Regions from separate parts of the Homo sapiens genome. Here region 1 is linked to region 2. Evidence: chromatin loops called from intact Hi-C (ENCODE). Cell type or tissue: PC-9. All regions are shown on one strand. Links, peaks and the distances in the headings refer to the core of each region. The heading gives the core; the rest is flanking DNA.

The links. Peaks named below come from ENCODE experiments on the same cell type or tissue, not always from the same donor. Only the 100,000 strongest peaks of a DNase experiment are listed, where the experiment ranks them.
Region 1: a loop joins it to region 2, with 2.6 times the contacts of the local background. A loop is called at or near these places in 8 of 110 quality-filtered maps.

The regions. Positions count from the first base shown.
Region 1 is chr12:75,858,118-75,868,832 of GRCh38, forward strand. No RefSeq gene overlaps it. Among named protein-coding and RNA genes, the nearest start is that of PHLDA1-AS1, 170 kb to the right of the region's middle. RefSeq lists a silencer at 4,892-5,186. In PC-9, for the core only: no CTCF peak of the experiment used is centred there; DNase peaks (open chromatin) are centred at 4,694 and 5,144; H3K27ac peaks cover 2,500 bases.
Region 2 is chr12:76,033,212-76,043,926 of GRCh38, forward strand. NAP1L1 (nucleosome assembly protein 1 like 1) reads right to left here. Exons shown (of 15, transcript NM_004537.7): 15 at 3,374-10,715. PHLDA1-DT (PHLDA1 divergent transcript) reads left to right here. Exons shown (of 2, transcript NR_185978.1): 2 at 53-1,178. Among named protein-coding and RNA genes, the nearest start is that of PHLDA1-DT, 6.8 kb to the left of the region's middle. In PC-9, for the core only: a CTCF peak has its summit at 4,100 (motif pointing left); a DNase peak (open chromatin) is centred at 4,082.

The DNA.
Region 1 (10,715 bases), core at 4,041-6,540, 170 kb before region 2:
CTGGGCAACATGGCAAAACTCCATCTCTACAAAAAATACAAAAATTAACCAGGTGTGGTGGTACATGCCTGTAGTCCCAGCTACTTGGGAGGCTGAGGTGGGAGGATCGCTTGAGCCCAGGAGGCAGAGGTTGCAGAGTGAGACCCTGTTTAAAAAAAAAAAAAAAGAATAAGAGGGAAAAAGAGAAAGATAGTGCCCATATCCTAACTATGCCTTAAACACAAAAAGATGTTGTTTTTTAATCTCTTTGAAATGGCTTACCTTTGATATTGATTTTCAAGTTCAGGGCCACGAGTAAAGGAATAGTGTTAACTAGACTCAAAACAACCTGCAATTCACCTGATCAACAAGACCAGGAACCAAGTGGCCCAGGTCATGGGAGTAGTGGTTTTGTGGGACCCTGGTTAGTGGTCCTTAAAGGCCGATTTTTGTGACCTCAGGGGTTTGTGATAAACCATCCCAGTTTGCCTGGGGCTGACACAGTTTTAGCAGTGAAAATCCAGTGTCCCAGACAAACTGGGCTGGCTAGTCACCCCATGCATAGGCACCGCCTTTTTTTTTTTTTTTTTGGCCCGCCTTTCAAATCACCTTAACAAAATGTTGGTTTGATCTTTGGGATTCCAAAGGATGTTTAGGAAAGTGAAGAAAATCATAAATGCAAATTAAATCAATTTGTTCACCAAAAAGAGGTTTCTTTAAAGAGGACACCTAAATGCTTCTGCTTATAGACACATAAGAAATAAGAAGAATGCAGAAGCACTGTCTCATTGCTTCCAGGGAGAAGAATTTGGTGCTGGCTGACCAGGCAAGGATGGTAGTCTCTCACGGCATGCCCTTTTAGAGCCATTTGAATTAAATGGATGCATATTCATGATTACACTAATTCAGTGTTGTGGAACTGTGTTCCTCAGCAGGCCTTGAGGGACCATAGGGTGGGGAATTAGGGAAGTAATAGAGATAATTGCAGACACCCTTCACCTGCTTCAAGCAGCTTTGTATTAGCTGTTTTACATTTTGGCTTCTTCACAAGATTTCACTTAAATAAAAGGTTTTATGATATTTTTAAAAGTCTAAAAACCATAGCACTAGTCCTTTTACTTACAATCTGTAAACAGCAACCCTTTCTAAACAATCCTTTACGGAAGAGAGACACCAAGGTCTACTGAAAAACTGGGGACATGGCATCAAAGGAGTCAGGTTCCAATCCTGGGTCCACGCTTGCTGTCTGTGTGACCGTGAGTAAGTTTCTTTATACCCTGGGAGCCTTAGTACCTTCATCTGTTTTCAAAAAGTATATGTATCTGTGTGTAATATTAGCCCATTGTGAGAATTAAATGCTATACTACTCATGAACCAACAAGCACTGTACCTGTGTACATAGCAAATACTCATAAATGTCTAATCTGAAACTGAATCAGTGTTAAAAAGGCATTAATGCAGAAGTAGGTTATTAAAATACTATTAAAAGGATGTGAAGAAAATAATAATACCACCTGCATATGTTTATGTCAGGTTCTGTTCAAAGTATTTTATACTAATTAATTCAATTAATAAAACAGAGTGAAAGTTAGAGATGAGTGGAAGATTAAAGGAATGGAAAATTGGCCCTATGAGGATACTGGACCAGAGATGGGGATAATGGTTTACATTAGGACAAATGTAATCTCAGCTGATCTGTAGGAGATCTCAGCTAAAAATAAAGAAGAAATTATTTGGCTATCAAGCCAATCAAATGCTGGTAAAGAGTTTGTTAGGTACTGTGACTCCACAAGGCCATTTACCTAGGGAGGGAGCTGAAATATGAGGAAGCCAGGAAAGGGACAAAGAGGCCGATAGGCTAAATCCAAGTTGGCAGAGTGTGGCCTAGATGAGTGCCCTGCCCTAGAAGGAGAGCCATAACCAAATGCCAAGCCAAAGGACCACAATGAGAAGGCTGCCCAGTCAAAAAACTGAGTCATGAGTCATGGGTTGGGGTGTAACACCCTGAAACAGCATACCAAAGGCAAGAAGGCAGTGTCTGAAAAAGCCAGCTGGGCCATGTGTGGATCTCAGCAGATTATCAACAGCTCTGCCCTACATCTCTTGCAGCCATGCAGTTCACCGTAAAGCAGTCCTATTTATGAATTGTTAGCTCATACCAAGACTCTTCCAGGAAAATTTACTGGGCTAAATAGGTGCATGATTGGCCAGTCGTGGTGGCTCACACCTGTAATCCTAGCACTTTGGGAGGCAGAGGCACGCAAATCACCTGAGGAGTTTGAGACCAGACTGGCCAACATGGAGAAACCCCATCTCTACTAAAAATGCAAAAAAAATTAGCCGGGCATGGAGGCACATGTCTGTAATCCCAGCTACTAGGGAGTGTGAGGCAGGAGACTCCCTTGAACCCGGGAGGCAGAGGTTGCTGAGAGCCAAGATCATACCATGAACTCCAGCCTGGGTGACAGAGCGAGACTTGTCTCAAAAAATAGTAATAATAAGTAAAATGACTTCTCTAAATGGTAGCTATTTATCCCCTCTTATCTCAAAACAGAGTTTGGATAAGGTAATCACAATGTATTTTAGAATTCTGTGAAAAACATGGAAGAGATGAATAAAAAGAGGGTGGGACAAAGAAAGGGACTAAGAATTTTTTTTGGCCTGGCGTGGTGGCTTACACCTGTAATCCCAGCACTTTGGGACGCCAAGGCAGGTGGATCACAAGGTCAGGCATTCGAGAACACCCTGGCCAATATGGTGAAACCCCGTCTCTACTAAAAATACAAAAATTAGCCAGGCATGGTGGTGCCTGCCTGTAGTCCCAGCTAGTCAGGAGGCTGAGGCACAAGAATCACTTGAACCTAGGAGGCAGAGTTTGCAGTGACCCAAGATTGAGCCACTGCACTCCGGCCTGGGCAACAGAGCGAGAGACTCTGTCTCAAAGAAAAAAAAAGATTTTTTAATTGCCATTGATAAAAATTATATTTTTAAGTTTTAATATGAGTAACCCATCTAAAAGTGGGAATAAATAAAAATCATACTGTTAACCTAGTACAGAGGTTCTGAAACAGCAATCCATGCAGACTAGGTACATCAGAATCATCTGAGAAGTCTTTTTTTGTTTTTGGGTTTTTTTTTGTTTTTTGAGGTGGAGTCTCTGTCACCCAGGCCGGAGTGCAGTGATGTAATCTCAGCTCACTGCAACCTCTGCCTCCTGGGTTCAAGCGATTCTCCTGCCTCAGCCTTCCAAGTAGCTGGGACTACAGGTGCCCACCACCATGCCCGGCTAATTTTTGTACCTTTAGCAGAGACGGGGTTTCACCATATTGGCCAGGCTGGTGTCAAACTCCTGACCTTGTGATTCACCCACCTCGGCCTCCCAAAGTGCTGGGATTACAGCGTGAGCCACCGTGCCCGGCCAAGAAGTCTTTTTAAAAATATATTCCCAGTTATTTCCCCCAGACCTATTACAACACAATTTCGCAGGATGGGTCTGGTTATCTCTATTTTTTAAAGCTCCTTGGGTGTTCCTGATATACAAATAGACTTGAGAACTTCTGACTTTGTAGACACTCTCAGTATTCGAGGCCTTGTACCAAAAATTAGTGAGAGCTTTTTAGCCAGCTACCTGCTTAGGGTACTAGGACAGTAGTGTTGGTTTGTTCTATTTGATTCAGGTACTTCTCAACAGTAAGAGAAAACTTTTTTTTAACACAGGACCTGATGAGAAAAATGAGACAATATATAAGGAAATACAACCTCCTATGATAAATGAATTGAATCCATATACCTTACTTATTGTAAGCAAAAATACGTATGGTAAAATATAAATAATCACAGGTTTAAATGTCCTCCTCTCTAGAACATTGGTAAAGCCCTTAACCAGGACCACTTGGGAGAGAAACTCTGTCCTTATCTGAGTCCAAATCTGCATCTTATTTTATAGTTTTCATCCATGAAGGTCTTTTTTGGCTGTTTCCTGTTGTCAGTGCTAATATGCTCATTGTAAAGAACTTTGAGTTTTTATGTCTACAATTACTCAAAGTCCAATGCCTAATACACAGGTTTTCTTCCATTTAAGTCATCAACTATATTTCTAGTATTGTTCCAGTCTCTGCTCGTAATTGCTTTTGTACGAGCCTGTATAACCAAAGAAACTTCTAAAGATACAGTCCTCTTATATGACCACTTTCAAATGGAACTGTTCCGCTCAAAGCTTCAGATCTTTCCTCAGGTGAGGCAGAGAGAGAAATCACTTCTAAATTGAGCATTTAGCCTTCATTACTATATTCCCTATATCACAATGTACTGTAAATGGTTCACTTATCTTGCATTTATCCCAAGGTACTATAAATTTATGTTTAATTATTTGATTGTTTATCTCTACCATGAGTTATAATAAGTCTAGGAGGACAGGGAGCATCTGTATTGTCTATTGCTGAATCACCTATACCTAACTTGATGCCTGGCTCACATAAATGTTTCATAAATATTTGTTGAATTGAAGAATGGACGGATGGATAATTGTTCCCTGCTTTTCCACAGAATATTTCCTACAAAGTTACTATCCACCCTTGAGGCCCCAGAGAACAGACAGGGTAGCACATTCATTTGTGTGTGTCCTCAGTACTGAGACCAAGGGCTGACACAGAGTAGTTGTATAATGAATGTTTGATGAATGACTGAATAACCTAAGGCAGAGTTCACTAAGCCATATGATTCATTGCCTTGTTGTTCAATACCTTCCACAAAAGAGTTGCCTAAGCTTGTATATAATCTGAATCAAATCAGAGGATTCAGCAGAAATTCTCTGAACTTGAATAGTCTGGCTTGTGAAACAGCTGAATATCTAAACATTCCCAAGTTCCCAAATTGTATGTAGACTAAATAATTTGCAACCAGGAATTGTCCTTGTTAGGGAGATTAGTGCTGAGAATATCCCAATTTGTACACTACTAAGTCCAAGAAACAAATTACATGTCTATTTGCCAGAGCCATGGTTTCTGTATGGCATCATCTCAGATGAGTCAGGACCAAAGAGGTCATCAGTATCAGAAATGCAGTGACTGATTTCCTGCACCGTTGAAGGCTGAGAAATAGGATTTGGGAATTGAGCTTTATAGTCCAAATATTCCTTCCATCACCTTACCCCCCCATAAATGCATGCACTCAATTGAAGTCAGATTACTCAGGCTGACTATAAAAGGCAAGATTTTCCTGTTTCCATTTTCAAATATAAAATAGCCACCTATAGGAAATAAAACATGATTCACAGTTAGGTAAATACTCTATTGTTAGTGAGTCAATAAACATGAATCAGTCGTATACTTATAAAGACAACCTGAAAGAATTTGAGGCATAGGATAACAAAATAAAAATTAGAGCTAACATCTGTTGAACATTTTGCTGTTCACCAAACATTGCACTAACAATATGGAATATATGACAGTTAATTTTAGGTATCCACTAGACTGGGTTGGGAATACCCAGGTAGCGAGCAAAACATTATTCCCGGGTGTGTCTGTGACGGTGCTTCTGGAAGAGATAAGCATTTGAATCAGTAGACTTAGTAATCAGCAGACTTCCATCCAGGCTCTGCACCGACTAGATGATGATCACCCACATCCTCTGGATAAAAAGCCAGAGGGAGAGTCAATTCATTCTCTTCTGGGTTGGGGATAGCCATCTTGTCCTGCCCTCAGACGTCGGAACTCCAGGTTCTCAGGCCTTCAGCCTTGGACTGAGAGTTGCACCGTTGGCTCCCCTGTTCCCAGGCCTTTGGACTCAGACAGAATTACACTACCAGCTTCTCTGGTTCTCCAGCTTGCAGACAGCATATCAGGATTTCTCAGCCTCTATAATCACATGATCCAATTCCCTTAATAAATTCCCTCTTATATCTATATATATCCTATTGGTTCTCTTTCTCTGGAGATCTCTGACTAATACAGAATATATCTTTTAAATCTCCATACTAACCCAAGAGGTAAAGTCTATTATTATCACCATTTTATAAATAAGAAAACTGACATCCATAGAAGTCAAATAATTTTCCCCAGATGACACATTATATAAAAGAGGGGCCAGGATTTAATCCCAGAAAGATAAAAAGGTAAAAATCTAAGCCAATCATTTAACATCTGAGTCAAGAAGCAGAGAAAAATCAGTGAACACCTTTAAAAGTTCTTTTGGGGTTAAGGGAGTCTGGCATACAAGTAGGATTTCCACTTCTATGCAGTTCAGACAGGAAAGGAGATGGTCCCAAAGTGGTAGGTGTGGCTGGGAATACAACCAATTTGAATCAAAAGGAGGAAAGAAAATCAGTTCCAGATCCAGAATACTATGTGTCTCTCCCAAGGCCTATTCCCCTCCCACAAAAAAATTGTCCAATTTTTAAAATTTTCTCTTAAGGGTCACATCTATAAAACAAATCACTGGAGGCTCAGAATAGGTACTTTTTACAAATATTATTAGCTCCTGAATATAGGTATCTTACTTACTACTCTTAATACATTTTGAAACCATGAGAATCACTAAATAAAGGCAGATCTTTTACCCATGATTCACCTACTAATCCAAAGCATCCAGCTAAATAGAATTCCCATTATTTCCAATAACACTGCTCTGCTCAGAAAGCAAGAGGCCTAATCATAATCTACTCTCCGGTAGCCTCCAACAGGTGAAATGTGTTCAACAGTCCCCAGCCTTCAGGAGGGCAATTCAGTGTGCACGTAGATACAGCCAATAGCATCTGTTATCTGTTCCATCAAGCTTGCCCAAGGGGTGGTGTTCAGGAACTCAAACCACGTTTTTCCCCTGCTCTCACGTCGACAGCATAACAATCAACACAGAAGACTTCTGTGACCCCAAAACATGTGAAGATTTCTCCCCACTAGCAAACAAGGAATCCATTCTGCAGCAGACAACAGCTCGGTGTCCTCCAATTCGATTCCGGCTTTATCTGCTTGCAGACAGCGTCAGATCCCACAAGTAGAGGGCTCAATCATGAAAACTGGCCCCTGCTTCAGCCACCAGCCACAAGCCCAGGCCCTCAGAAATTTGACTGACCAGCTTTAAGTTGGGGTTTCCATGACCCACCTCTTTGGGCTCAATTAATTTCATGGGATGGCTCACAGAATTCAGGGAAACATGTTTACTGGTTTACTATAGAGGATATCACAAAAGATACAGATGAAGAGATAAAGGGAGTGAGGTATGGAGGAAGGGGCACAGAGCTCCTCAAGGTACACCAGGAACCTCCTCATGATCAGCTATCAGGAAGCTCCCCAAATCCAGTCCTCCTGAGCCTTTTATGCAGACTCCACTGGATAGGCATGATTGAAACATAGAAAACCATGTAGAAATGTGATTGGACAAAAAAGATGTGATCTAAACCCAGCGAGGCCCGTCTGTTCAGATTCTTCTTGGCCTCTCTGTGCAGGCTTCCTTCCTCTAGGGTATGAGTCAGGACCCTCTCTGGAATATAAGTTCTTATGACCCACAAGTAGATTGAGTCCTGCCTTGGGCAAGTGGAAGGAGAAGGTCAGAGAGTGATTCTGTTTCCTGCGGCCTGCACCTGAGACCTAAAGTGCCCCATCATTATAACAAAGGACTATAAAAGGGCTAATGGAAGCTATAAGCCAGGAAACCATGACATTCATATATATAAACCATATATATGTTTTCATTCATATATATAAACCATATATGTTTTCATTCATATATATAATGTTTTCATTTATATATAAACATATATGTTTTCATCCATATATAAATATATATTTGTTATATATATGTTATAAAATATCACAGGTGACACAAAGTAATGTACCTGCAATTTTTTCTTTGGTCCTTAACTGCTCTGAGGAACTAGTGTAGCCCTGATTTTCCTATGGGAATTGTGTATTGGGCACAGGTGAAACAATTACAAGTAGCAATGCTTCTAGATGTCCCTTGTAATAGCAGACCAATAAGCATTCCTCATAGAGTTGGGTCACGACTCAGACCCAGCTCTGATGTCTCAACTTCAATCTGCACAGAAGCTTCCCAGCACAATTCTAATGGGCAGACTAGGTTTCTGTAGTCCATAGACAAAGGCAGGAGGTAAAGTGGGAACCTGGATCTAGAAAGCCAAGGACAAAAAGACCAAAGCAAGTACAGAAACTGGAGTAAATAAGTTATTTCCAGGCATGGTTACTTTCATCTGTCAACTTGACTGAGTCTCAAGGTGCCTAGATATTTCATCAACGATTATTCTGGGTATTTCGGTTAGAGTATTTTTAGATGAGATTAACATTTAAATCAGTAGACCGAGTAAAGCAGTTTTCCCTCCCTAATGTGTGTTGGCCTCATCCAATCCTCTGAAGGCTTGAATAGAACAAAAAGGCAAACTTTCCTCCTAGTAAAAGAGAAGTCTCCTGCTTTCAGACTCAAACTGAAATATTGGCTCTTCCTGGGTCTCAAGGCTGCTGGTCTTCAGACTTGAACTACACCATCAGCTCTCCTGGGTCTCCAACTTGCTGCCTGATCTTACAGATCTTGGGAGTTTCCTACCTCTATAAATGCATGAGCCAATTCCTTATAATCAGACAACCAATTTCCATTTCCCTCTCTCTCTGGGTCTCTCTCTCTCTCTCTCTGTCCAGATAGATCCACACACACACACACAGATATACACACACACACAAACACACACCATATTCGTTCTGTTTCTCTGGATAACCCTAATACACTTCCCTTGCACTTCAGCCCCTCACACCCATGACCCATGACCACACCTTTGGACCTTGTTACCACCTGGATCTGAAATTTAGCACTCCTCTACCCAACTCTGACCACGACTTCCTATCCCTTCAGCTCCCTGGGTCCTTTAAATCCACCACACCCTCCCTTTGACCTCCCATCTTGGACCAACTTAAACTCCTCCCGTACTCACTTCCTGCCCTACCTGCCTTGGCCTCAGATCCAACACTCAGTGTCTCTTAATATTTGCAACTCCCTTGCCTATAGTCAGCCACTTTTGCCCACCAAAACCCAAACTCTGAATCAATCCCACTGCCTGTCTACCTTTTCCACGTTTAGATCCAGAGTGCTCAGTGCTGTTGGAGAAAATCAGAAAACCGCACATGCTGATGCCCCTACAAATTTCAGCTTCACTGACAACACACTCTCTGGTTTCTCCTCTTCTATCTCTAGACATTCATTCTCATTCTCTGTTTGGGATTCTTCTTCTTTCACTGGCCCCAGGGGTCCATCCTCCAGCCCCTTCTGTCTACACAGTGGATATGTGGGGAATTAGTTCCAGAACCACCCTCCTCACTCTTCCTCCCAGCCACCACCCCACGGCCACCCATTCCCCACCCTGTACCAGAATCTGCAACTACTTAAGTCCCACAGTTGGCCCTGCAGGAACCCTCAAATAGGAAACGTAGGCCCTCCATATAAGTGGGTTTCACATCCCTTGAATACTGTATTTTCTACTTTTTACTTATATGTAAAAAATCCACATGTAAGTGAACCGGCAGTTCAAACCCATGTTGTTCAAGGGTCAATTGCCTACACTTTTTGGATGATCTTATCCACCCCCATGCCTTTAAATCTTCACCCATATCCTAATTTTTTATTGATCTACATCACCAGTGCTGGTCTGTCTCTGAATTCCAGATACAATTGCCTCCTAGGCAGCTATAAACACTCAAACTCCACATCTGAAAAAGGAGCTCTTAGCACCTTCACCTTAACCACCATTAACAACCTATTCTTTTTATATTTCCTATCCCAGTGAATGGCAATATCACCCACCTGGTTGTTCAGAATAGAAACCTGGGGCTCACCCCCACATCCAGCAACTAAATTCTGCAATATTAATACCCCTTTAATATCTTCCAATTGGTGTACACGTGATATTGTTTCTTCAAGGCTTTATTATTTTCTCATCTGGGCTAATGCCTTAGCTTTATTTGCCCTTCTCAGAACTTTTTTTTTTTTTTGAGACGGAGTTTCTCTCTTGTTACCTAGGCTGGAATGCAATGGCACGATCTCAGCTGTCCGCAACCTCCACCTCCCCAGTTCAAGCGATTCTCCCGCCTCAGCCTCCCGAGTAGCTGGGATTACAGCTCACCACCATGCCCGGCTAATTTTGTATTTTTAGTAGAGATGGGGTTTCTCCATGTTGGTCAGGCTGGTCTCGAACTCCTGACCTCAGGTGATCCACCTGCCTCAGCCTCCCAAAGTACTGGGATTACAGGCGTGAGCCACTGTGCCTGGCCGCCCTTCTCAGAACTTTCTTTCTTGCAGTGAGCTTTCTATCATTGGTAAATAATATTCAATAAATATTTTTGGGTGTCTATTATGTGTCAGGAACAGTGCTGGGAGATAATGAGAAACAAAAGCAGACACAGTCCCTGTCTTCCTGAAACTTACACTCTCTCATGTTCTTTTTCTAACAAATGAATTTCATATTCACTCCTTGCAAGACATGAGGTCTGGAGCCAGATGCCTTTGGTTTGAAGCCCAGTTCTTCCATTAGACCATGCATGCTTGGTCAAGTTAACAAGCCTGTGCTTTAGCTTTCTCATTTGCAAAAGAAGAATCATGAGAGTGCCCACATCCAGGGCCAGCAGTTGCCGATACACACAGTGACAGTGGTGGGTAGCAGTGCTTCACAGCTGGCATCCCTCCTGCTAGGATGGCTGCCAATGAGGACCAGTCCACGCCAGTTGGTAAATATTTTTAAC
Region 2 (10,715 bases), core at 3,079-5,578:
TGTATACCAATAACAAAAAAACTACATGTTTTCTGCTCCCCTGCCTTTGTAGGACAAGTGAGCATTCCAGAGAATTTCTACATGACCAGCTGTTCATTCTTTTAAGAGGATGACATTCTTCAGCTCATCTGGAAAGGATACTTCCTTTAAGTCTGTTATTCACAGTCTCCAAGGGCAGGTGTAGTTGGGAAAGACATTTCATATGGAAAAACAAACTTGATAGGGTAAAAAAAAAAAAAATGAGATGTAATCTGGAGGCCCAAGTCATTTTCTTAGGAGAAACTCAAATGTGTTTGGTGTTATCTAACCTTCTGCAGTTTATCAGTCTGAAACAAATGCATTCTATTCTCATTTGAAAATGTCTGAACAGCCACCAATTTTCAAAATCACCCATTTAACTAGAGACTTTAAAGCCCAGAATTTGCAGTTACGTATTTCAGAATGATTTAGTAATTTTGTGAGCAGCTCAGAGGTTAAGTCTACAATGTCTGACTACGGTGCATTATTGAAAATATCAGTAGTGTAAGGATCCCGTAGATTGGTGATAACTTTGCTCTTGTTATTTCAACAGTTACCACCAACAGTTGGTGACTTAACAAATTAAGAGCATAGTTGCCATATGCTCATATTTGGCAAATATGTCAAAATGGCCATATTTGCCAATTTTTAAGACAATAAATTCACAGAAAATGCATTACAGAAAATAACTTAAAAAAAAAAAAAACAACTTTTGGGCCAGGCATGGTGGTTCACACCTGTAATACCAACACTCTAGGAGGCTGAGGTGAGAGGATCCCTTGAGCCCAGGAGTTTGAAACCAACCTGGGCTACATGGCAAGGCCTCCCTCTACAAATGTAAAAAAAAAATTAGCCAGGTGTGGTGGCATGCGCCATGTAGCCCCAGCTACTTGGGAGGCTGAGGTGGAGGACTGTTTGAGCCCAGAAGTTCAAGGTTGCAGGAGCTAGGATCGCACCACTATACAAGCCTGGGTGGCAGCAAGACCCTGTTTAAAAAAAAAAAAAAATTCAGCTGTATATGCAATGAAAACCTACAAGTCACTGAAAAGTTACTGAAGTTTAGAAAACTAGCCAACAAAATCATTGCTTTGGTAAACAAATTTGAAATGGCTAATTGAAAGTACATTTTACAGCTGGCAATATAAAGTTATCTATCAGCAGCACTGGACAGTTCATTTTCTTCTCTTGGATAAAGTTTATCACTTGGCTTCAAGGACATCACTCAGTTTTCCTTTACATCTCCAGTGTCTCCTCTATGAGGTGCTTTCTCTTCTCTCCAAACTTTTAATGTTGGAATGCCCCAAGTCTTTGTCTTTGGCTCTCTTCTTTATCTACACTCATTCCCTTGTTGATATCCAGTCTCATCACTTTTAATAACATCTATATGCCAGAGTCCCAAATTTATACCCCCAACTTATATCCAACTGCTTACTGCCGAAGAATAAAACACTGAAGTTAAAAAATAATAAACATACCAGGCAAGGGAACACTTACTAGTAAAGCCATTTACTGAGTAGTTCACTAAAGGTTTAAGTCTGAGGGGATTTTAGGTCATAGGAAAAAAAAAAAAAAACTGAAAAAGAACACTCGGATGGTCAGAGGAGTCTGTAATTCATACACAATAGGTTTTAACAAATTCCTACATGGAACTGCTCCAGTTTATAGGTTAGAATTAACTATAGTGAAAAACAGCCTTCAGTTTTTATCAATTCCAGGCCAGTGAGTGCTACTATAAGTTGAAAATTCTCCATTTACACTTCTCTACAGTACGGCTTGTGTAGTCTAAGAAATCAAACATGTGAATGAGCTCCCAAACTATTTTCCTCACTCTAACCTACTCTACCTGCAGCCCCCTTTCTCAGTTGACAGCAATCCTCTGTACAGATGCTCAAACTAAAAACCGTAGATCAGTACTGCCCTTACACCAGGCCAGGAAAGGCCCTTATCCAAGGCCCTGAGCTTTAGGATTGAGTGCTTTAGAGTCAAGATGACATGTCAATCTAGAGAGCATACTCATTCTGCACTACACTCTAGGTACTCAAGACCCCAAATACCCTGCCCAGAATAGCCCCAGCTGTTCCAGGAAATGCATTACATCATCATTGCATGCACTGATGTGTTAGGGGGATAGGGCAGTTCGAATATACTGGTTATGGCATCCAAGTAAATGTGCAGGAGGCCCCTTGCCATACAGTTCAGAGCCGGGGTGGGAAGAAAAGGAAGGTGGCTCATGGGCTGAGGGTCAGCTCTGCCCGCAAGTTATATTCTGGCATAAATACAAACCTGGCTTCCCAGTTCTAATGAAAGTTTGTCAAGACAGGCACATTGGGCATATTTTCATTAAACAGTACTTTTAAATATTTAAACATACGGTATCTCCATTGTACTCTTGCCCCAGGCCTTCAAGTGTGTAGAATCATGCCTGCCTTGTAGTAATTTTTTTCTCTCCCAATATTTAATCTACACATTTAGTCAGGAAATCCTACTGGTTAGGCCTTCAACTACATCTGGATTCTGTCCACTTCCTTCATTACCACCCTGATCCAAATCACCATCATATCCCCCCACTGGATTACTATGATGGCCTCCTAACTTGTCTCCCTGATTCTATCCTTGTTATCTATTTTCAGCATAGCACCCAAAGTTATCTCCATCACTTTCTTCAAGTCTTGGCTCAACAGGCCTATCCTGATCACTCTCAAATGGTAGCCACTCAATTCCCCTTAATTTTTCCCATAGCATATATTATCTTCTAACATGCTACTCAATAATTTATTGTACCTATTGCTTATTTCTGTTCCCCTTCCCACTAGAATAGTATGCAAGCTATTCAAGAGGGCAAGGACCATTGTTTCTGATGTGTCCCAATCACCTAGAAAAAGTCTTGATACCAAGTAGATGCTCAACATAGGTAGAAATCTTGAATTGAATTAGAAGTCCATACCCATCATAAAAAGAATATCAATTTTTTCAAATGCTTTTGACAGATTTTTCATGATGCATCCTACTTTTTAAAACTTGAGATGTAAGGACTTGAAATTTGCCCTACAAACATATCTCTGGTATACTTTTTAAATGGATAACTACATGCTAGGCCTCTCTGAATCTTAAATGCTTTTATAGTCAGACATCTAAAATAAATCCCACAAACCTTTTCCCAAGCAACATGCAATTTAATATCATGAGAGGTGTTTATATAAACTAGTATCCTACTGTTTTCTAGTAAGAGTATTTAGAAGCATGAGAAACACAGTAATGGAACTGAGTTGGTAAGTTTCTTACTTGGCAGTTACATAGTCAAACACTTGACTAAAAGTCCATTAATCAATACTGGCTTAAAGACATGTAACAGAACTTGGAAAGTTATTAAGTGTTTAATTCATAATGATTACAAAATTCTGATCTGTAAACCAATTTGCAATATACAGTAGAAACTCATGACAATGATCATTATTAAAGATTTGGATAGACCAAAGGTCAAACATCTTTCAAGAAAAAGTTAAAGCCCAGTAAATTATGAACATGTCACGTTACCCTCATCAGGGTATAAAAGATAACCAAGGCTGGGCGCGGTGGCTCACGCCTGTAATCCCAACACTTTGGGAGGCTGAGGCAGGCGGATTGCCTGAGGTCAGGAGCTCGACACAAGTCTGGCCAACATGGTGAAACCCCGTCTCTACTAAAAATACAAAAAAAAAAAAAACCCACAGCGCCTGTAATCCCAGCTACTCGGGAGGCTGAGGCAGGAGAATTGCTTGAGCCAGGGAGGTGAAGGTTACAGTGAGCCAAGATCACGCCACTGCACTCCAGCCTGGGCAACAGAGCGAGAATCTGTCTCAAAATAAATAATTAAATAAATAAACAAATAGTCTCACAGAGTGCAGTTTAGACTTCTTAGCCTTATTTCATCTTTGAAGTACTATTCAGAAGAAATATTCTAGATTCTAGTTTCCAAAAGTCCTTGAGTTGAAAACGTTAAGTATTAACACAGAACTATCCAGACTTCTTAGGTGGGTGTCCAGAGCTGCCTTCCTTTTCGCCTTAGTAGTTGATGAACTGATGCCTCCTAGTGACCAATCTGTGTAACAGCTTAAAGCAAGTGCTTTATAATGAGTGCTTAGCGCTTTTTTTTAACTGTAGTACAAACACAATTGTGGATCCAAGCACCGTCCATCAGCTGTCTCCGTCCTTTCTGTTCTGCCAGCAGCCTAATTCAGTTCTCTCATCTAAGTTCTTGGGTGGCCCAATCACCTGATCCATACTCATACACATGGCCTTCAGTTTTACTCTTAAAACATGACAGAAAACTTCTATTCGCCTCCAATTGTATACATTCCAATTCCTTACCCTTGCATGACAAGCCCTCCACAGAATGGGTCCTACTTATTTTGACTCGTTCCACTCAACCTTGAGCGAGTGCCAGTCATACATCTCCTTGTCCTCGCAGCCTCCAATTTACCTTCCCAAATCCTCTGTAAACCTTTCATTCTTCAAAGCCCTATTCAAATCCCAGATTTCCTCTGGCTGAGTTAATTCCTTCCTAATCACTTCAAACTCTGATGAGTAGTTATCCAATTTTCACGTCTACTTCACTAAATATCCAAGATCCTGGATGAGTGTTTTCGCCATTGTACCTAACGGAGAGCTGATTGACAGCACTTAAACTGAGGGGAAATGACTAATGTTTTGTCTGGAAATGTATTGATATTATTCAAAATGGGCAAGCAGGCTATCTTATTGAGTATTAACAAGTAACCAGGAAGTCTGATTATTTGTAAACTTGTTATGGTAATATTAGCTTTGAAGTGACAAACGAAAATATGGAACTGGATGAAATGGAGCAGAGAGGAAGGTAATCCAATGAAGGAGGCTGAGAGAACCAGTATTATGTTGTCACAAAACTGCAATCACTCAAAAGTGTTGATATTCTGGCTCTGGGTCTCTGGGGTGACAAGATACCCCAGTAACTAAGAGTGGAAGCAATCCTCTGTCCCCACTGAAGAGCCCAAGAACACCTACCACCTTTCCTAAGTATGCTTCTACTCTGAAACCCGGTAAATGCAACCCGTTGTTTGCAACTCAAATATGTAACTGACAGTCACTTGGGCAAATACCTCCATTTAAGGAACTAAATTCCAAGGATATTTCCCTCTTTTGCTGTCATTTTTCCATTGCCACAAAACACACAGCCTGAGGACATAGGCTGTTCAATTTGATCACTATTGATCTCTGTAAGAAAAAAAAATCCAGTAATGGGCAAATACCTTTCTTAGGTGATAGAGGACATATAGCAGTGAGTGTAGACAATTCCTCCCAAAAACATGAGAATAAAGAAGGTGGTAGTGGTGTTACTTTAGAAGAACAACTCAGGCTTCAGAGAGGGTAAGTTTCATTACAGACAAGGTAATCTAAGAGTAAAAGGGATAAAAGAATTCTGTGGGGTAGCCAGACTCAGAAAGGTGGAATAACACTTTTACAAGAAGATAAAACCCAGGAAATGTTTATGGCAAGCTTGTATGTTGCCACTAAACCTACCAGAAAAAGAAATCCCATTAGAACCGCCCCCATCACAATAACTACCTAAGTAAATCATTGTTGAGTAACAATGAGCACCCCTTAAACATGTCAGAAACCAGAAAGTTTTTGTTTCTAATGAGATTTCATTTACACTTTTAAGTCATTGTCTCAACCTAATTTGTGCATGCATGGTTCTGAGAAAGGTTATCATGCAAAATGAAATAAAAAGCCTTGGGCAAAGCAGGACTCCAATCATAATTAATCCTTTTGGGCCGTATTTAAAGAAAATTACTTTTCTTAGCCCTGTTCACTTATTTCTAAAATGTAGTTATTTGCTTTATGTTCCAGGATATCCTTGATCAAATAATCCTTTTCTAAATCAACTTATTTCGACATATGTGGCCAATGTGGCTGTCATCCTAACCTCCCTTGGCATTCACACCCAGCTCTATTTTATTTACTATCCTACTTTTAGCACTGTGAGCATAAACCATAGGTTCTTCTTTTTACAGGAGAGGTTGGATGCCAGTAGCCTTTAGCCTCCTTCAGCCCATCCTGTACCTTGAACCTGGACATGATGTATAGAGCCCCAGCAACCACTTGATAATAAACCAACTTGCCAAAGACAAAAAGTAGAATGAAAGTCTGCCTGAGAACCATGAAGCTCCCATATCAGTCCCAGAGTCTGTCTAAGCCTAAGAGAAAAACCTATATAAGCCACATTGTATTGGGGCTGTGTTATACAACATTATAATAAATACAAACTCTTCAGGGCAGGGGAGAGAAAAAGGAAAGATTATCTGAATATTGTTTAAAATGAAATCTAGATTAACTCTGGTCTCTAAAATATTTCATCTCTGAAAGCTCTAGCCTAAAGAACATGCTTATTTAACCACTAGTTGTGTGACAGAAATATCTACAAGGCAGTGCAAAGTGTAGGGCCATCCAAATGCTGGCTCCAACACAACTCAACTGTGTCATTGTTAAAGTTACTTAACTTCCATCCTTATGCATAAAAAGGGAATTAATATTCTCAATCAAGTATGATTAAGGCATTATTTTTATTATCTTAATGTTAAACGAACACTTAGTTCTCCCCAAATTGCTGATTAATACTGTAAACTGAAATCCCACTAGTTTAAAACTATACATGGAATAGCAATGAAGTTTTTCTCGAAACCTCTCAGTCTAGTTACATTATACCCAACTTTTGAAAACACGTGTACTTAAGGGTCACCTTATACATACCACTTGAGGTTCCTTTACTAATCAAGCTTGACATTTTTGTCTGAGGGAGTTCACTACGTTATAGCTTGAATTATAGCTGGAAATCAATTGTCCAGCTATAATTCAAGTAAAAGATTCCAAAATGATGGGGAAAAGCATATGTTTTTCTCCCTGAACAGGCATACAATATGTAATTTAAGCTTTGATGTCTTTGGTCATTTTGGAAAACGACTGCAACAAACTAAGCCCAGTCAGAAAAATTTTGCTTGTTTTAAGCCATTAAGTTTTGGAGGTTGTTTTGTTATGCAGTACTAGGTAACTGCAACTATTGATATGCCTTCCCTTGACTTTAAAAAACAACTAAGTTGACTCTTGAATATCAAATTTGAACTAAGAGGGTCCACTTACAGGTTTACTTCTGTCTCTACTACCCCTGTGACAGCAAGACCCCCCTCCTCCTCAGCTATTCATGAAGGCAGTGAGGATTGAGACTGTTATAATCCAGTTCCACCTGAGAGTAAATATACATACACATACATATACATACACACACACACACACACAGACAGTTTCATTCTGTTGCTCAGGTTGGAGTGCAGTGGCACTATCTCGGCTCACTGCAACCTCCACCTCCCGAGTTCAGTCAATTCTTGTGGGCTCACTGCAACCTCCACCTCCAGAGTTCAATCAATTCTTGTGCCTCAGCCTCCTGAGTAGCTTGGACTACAGGCACACACCACTACCACCTACAGCTAAGTTTTGTATTTTTAGTAGAGGCAGGGTTTCTCCATATTAGCCAGGCTGGTCTCGAACTTGTAACCTCAAGTCACTGGCCCGCCTCAGCCTCCCAAAGTGTTGGGATTACAGGCATGAGCCACCACACCTGGCCATAATATATTTCCGATTGCTTAACATTTTCTCTAGCTTACTTTTTACAGTATATAATACACATAACATACAAAGTGTGTGTTAAATGACTTATTGGTAAAGTTTCCACAGTAGGCTGTCAAGTTTTGGGGGAATCAGCTTATACATAGATTTGACTGAAGGAAGCTGGGGCCCCTAGCCCCTGCATTATGAAAGAGCTAACTGTATACACAATCCAGCTTTGTTTCATTGGTTTTCTCAATCTACAGGAATATGACAACTACAAAAGACCTTAGAGACTGAACTACTGAGAATCAATCATTCGACTTGCTACACAGTCCCACACAGGATTATGGTTGGTACATTGAATGGGTCTAGATAAATCCTAACTGACCTATACATCCAAAACTTTTCTGTACACTTACCAAGTTCCAAGCACAGTGCTGGAAATTAGGAAACTCATTAATAAGCAAGTGTTTCTAGAGTATTTTGAACTGGTTCAAAACCAGTTCAGATTTATAGAACCAAAGAGTAGGTACTGATGAAAAGGAGATCCTATGTTGAACTAGTAAAACACATGCACAAAAGCCCAGTGGCAGAAGTAAAAGAAAAGGCAGCCAAGCAGAGCTGAAATAGTGCAAATGCAGGTTAAATACAGTGGGCTATTCATCTCCAAGTTGCCGTGAAGTGGCTAAGTCCACTCACCAAGCCAAATGAATAGCAAAGACAACAGTTCCAGCCTCCAGTTTTGAAATCCATAGTTAAGTGCGGCAGCTCCCACTTGTAAGCATAGCACCTCAGGAGGTTGAGGTGAGACAACCACTTGAGCCCAGGAGTTAGACACTAGTCCAGGCAACATAGTGAGAATCATCTCAAAGATAATAAAAATAAAACTTTGTTGACTGGCCTAATCCAAGTCTAAAATCACATCTGATCTCAAGACAGACACCCATGTCACATCCACACCAGTGTCAAGGCTCCAGGTAAATGTTGGGAGATAGAAGGGATAACCTGAATAATGACAATTTGGGTATTCTGAAGCATGAGAAATCCAAATATATAGCGATACCTCATTTCGTTTTACCCTAGATCATTTCTGGGTTCTGCCAAAGGCCAAAGAAAGTAAACAGCATATGAAAACACATGTATTAAAATAAAACAAGAAAGGAATGAGATGAGATTTTCAAACCTAGCTCACTTTAGGTTAAGGTCAATTTTTTTTTTGTTTTTTACACATAAAATCTTCAAAACGAGGCATATGTTTAATTTTATTATCCAGTCTTAGTCTCAGTGTTCTTATGTACACTGAGTAATGCATCCCTTACACCTAGGAGGAATTTTGCCTTTGAACCAAGAAAACCCCAACTAGTTCAGAAATAAAGTTCTAAAACCAATTTAAAAAGTAATCCCAATCACAAATTTTAGGTTTTCTTATGTTTAGGAAGTGCTCATAGGCTCTAAGTACTTTTGTTTCCTTATTAATGTTCACCACGATCTTTCGCAATACAGATGAAAAGACTGATGCTGAACCAACAGGTGGTAGACAGACTCTAAAGCCTGTGTTTAAAGACACTACCCAAAGACACTACTTGTATTCTCACACATATCCATTAAAATTTGGTAGCAGAGACATTTGTTTAGGGGCTGAAAAGTTTTAGTCTAAAATTAGATCTCCATTTTTATTCATGGATTCTTATTCCTATAGAGCAACCTCATCTACTTTCCTAGTTGGATCAACTGATTCCACTTATTTGAAAATAATTACAAATACGGACGGCAGTAGCAGTAGGAAAAATAACATTGTTTGATTCAACTTCAAAGTATCCACTGTGCGTTCAGTTTTTATGATACATGTACAAATTTTCTTTCACCTGAAAGGCCCTAGAAATACCCTGTAAAGAGCATATTCAGCAACTGGACTTAAGTTTCTAAGTAATACTCCCTATTCTAAGAAGCCAGCAATCCTTGGAGAAATGGCCCATTCCAGGGCTGAAATAGAAAACGCCTGTAAGACTAGAAAACTTTTTGAGCCAAAAAGTATGTTGATCAGAGTAAAGAATATACCGGAATTCTTTCAACTATTTTCAGAGTTGAAGGAAAGCTGTAATATTGATAAGTTACCCCAAAACACCAATCTGGAGTTTGACTAAGGGGATTCACTGCAGATAAAACTTTATTCAGCAATTTTTTTAAATAAAGCTTTTGTTCTTGGCTAAGTAAATTATCTTAACAGCTAACAGCGTCTTGTTCACTGCTGCTGCCACGTCATTTAACTTACTTTTTCAGTTGCATATATATGACCCTGAAGCCTTTACTGGCCCCTGGGGCCCACCTACCTCAAATGTTCTGACCTTCAAATGGCTGACTTGGTCTATCAATCATGTCTTCCTTTAAAAATTATCTTTCAGCCAGGTGCAGTGGCTAACGTCTGTAATCCCAGCACTTTGGGAGACCAAGATGGGTGGATTACCTGAGTCCAGGAGTTCGAAACCAGCCTGGCCAACATGGTGAAACACCTCTCAACAAATGTAAAAATTAGCTGGGCGTGGTGGCACGTGCCTGTGATACCAGCTACTCGAGAGGCTGATTGCAGCAGTACACTCCAACCTGGGCAAATGAAGTAAGACCCTGTCTCAGAAAAAAAAAAAAAAAAAAAAATTTCTACATGGAATGGTCATCCTCATCCTCACTTGAAATACTCTTGTAACAGGTGGTTCCAGTGTTTTAAACCCATTAAGAGGACTTCCACAGCTAAACTTTCTATGGACTGGCCACTTGTATTTCTACCTGTATTTCCAGGTATCTCAATTCCTTGAATGTAGCCTCAATTGTTCTGTTCTGGGACCTTTGCCTGTATTTCCTCCTGTTCCTCCACCTGAACTGCTCACCGTTCAGAGGTTCTTCCTCTCACTTCACAAATTCCTACAGATTCTCAAAATCTCAGCTAAAAGCTCATACAAATTTTGAGCCTTCTGGTAGCAACTATTTTACAACCTCATGAAATTTACCAGAGCCGCAATTGCCTAATACATTATGAATGATAAAATTATGAATAAGACCTTCAACTCTGGATATGAGATCTGTCG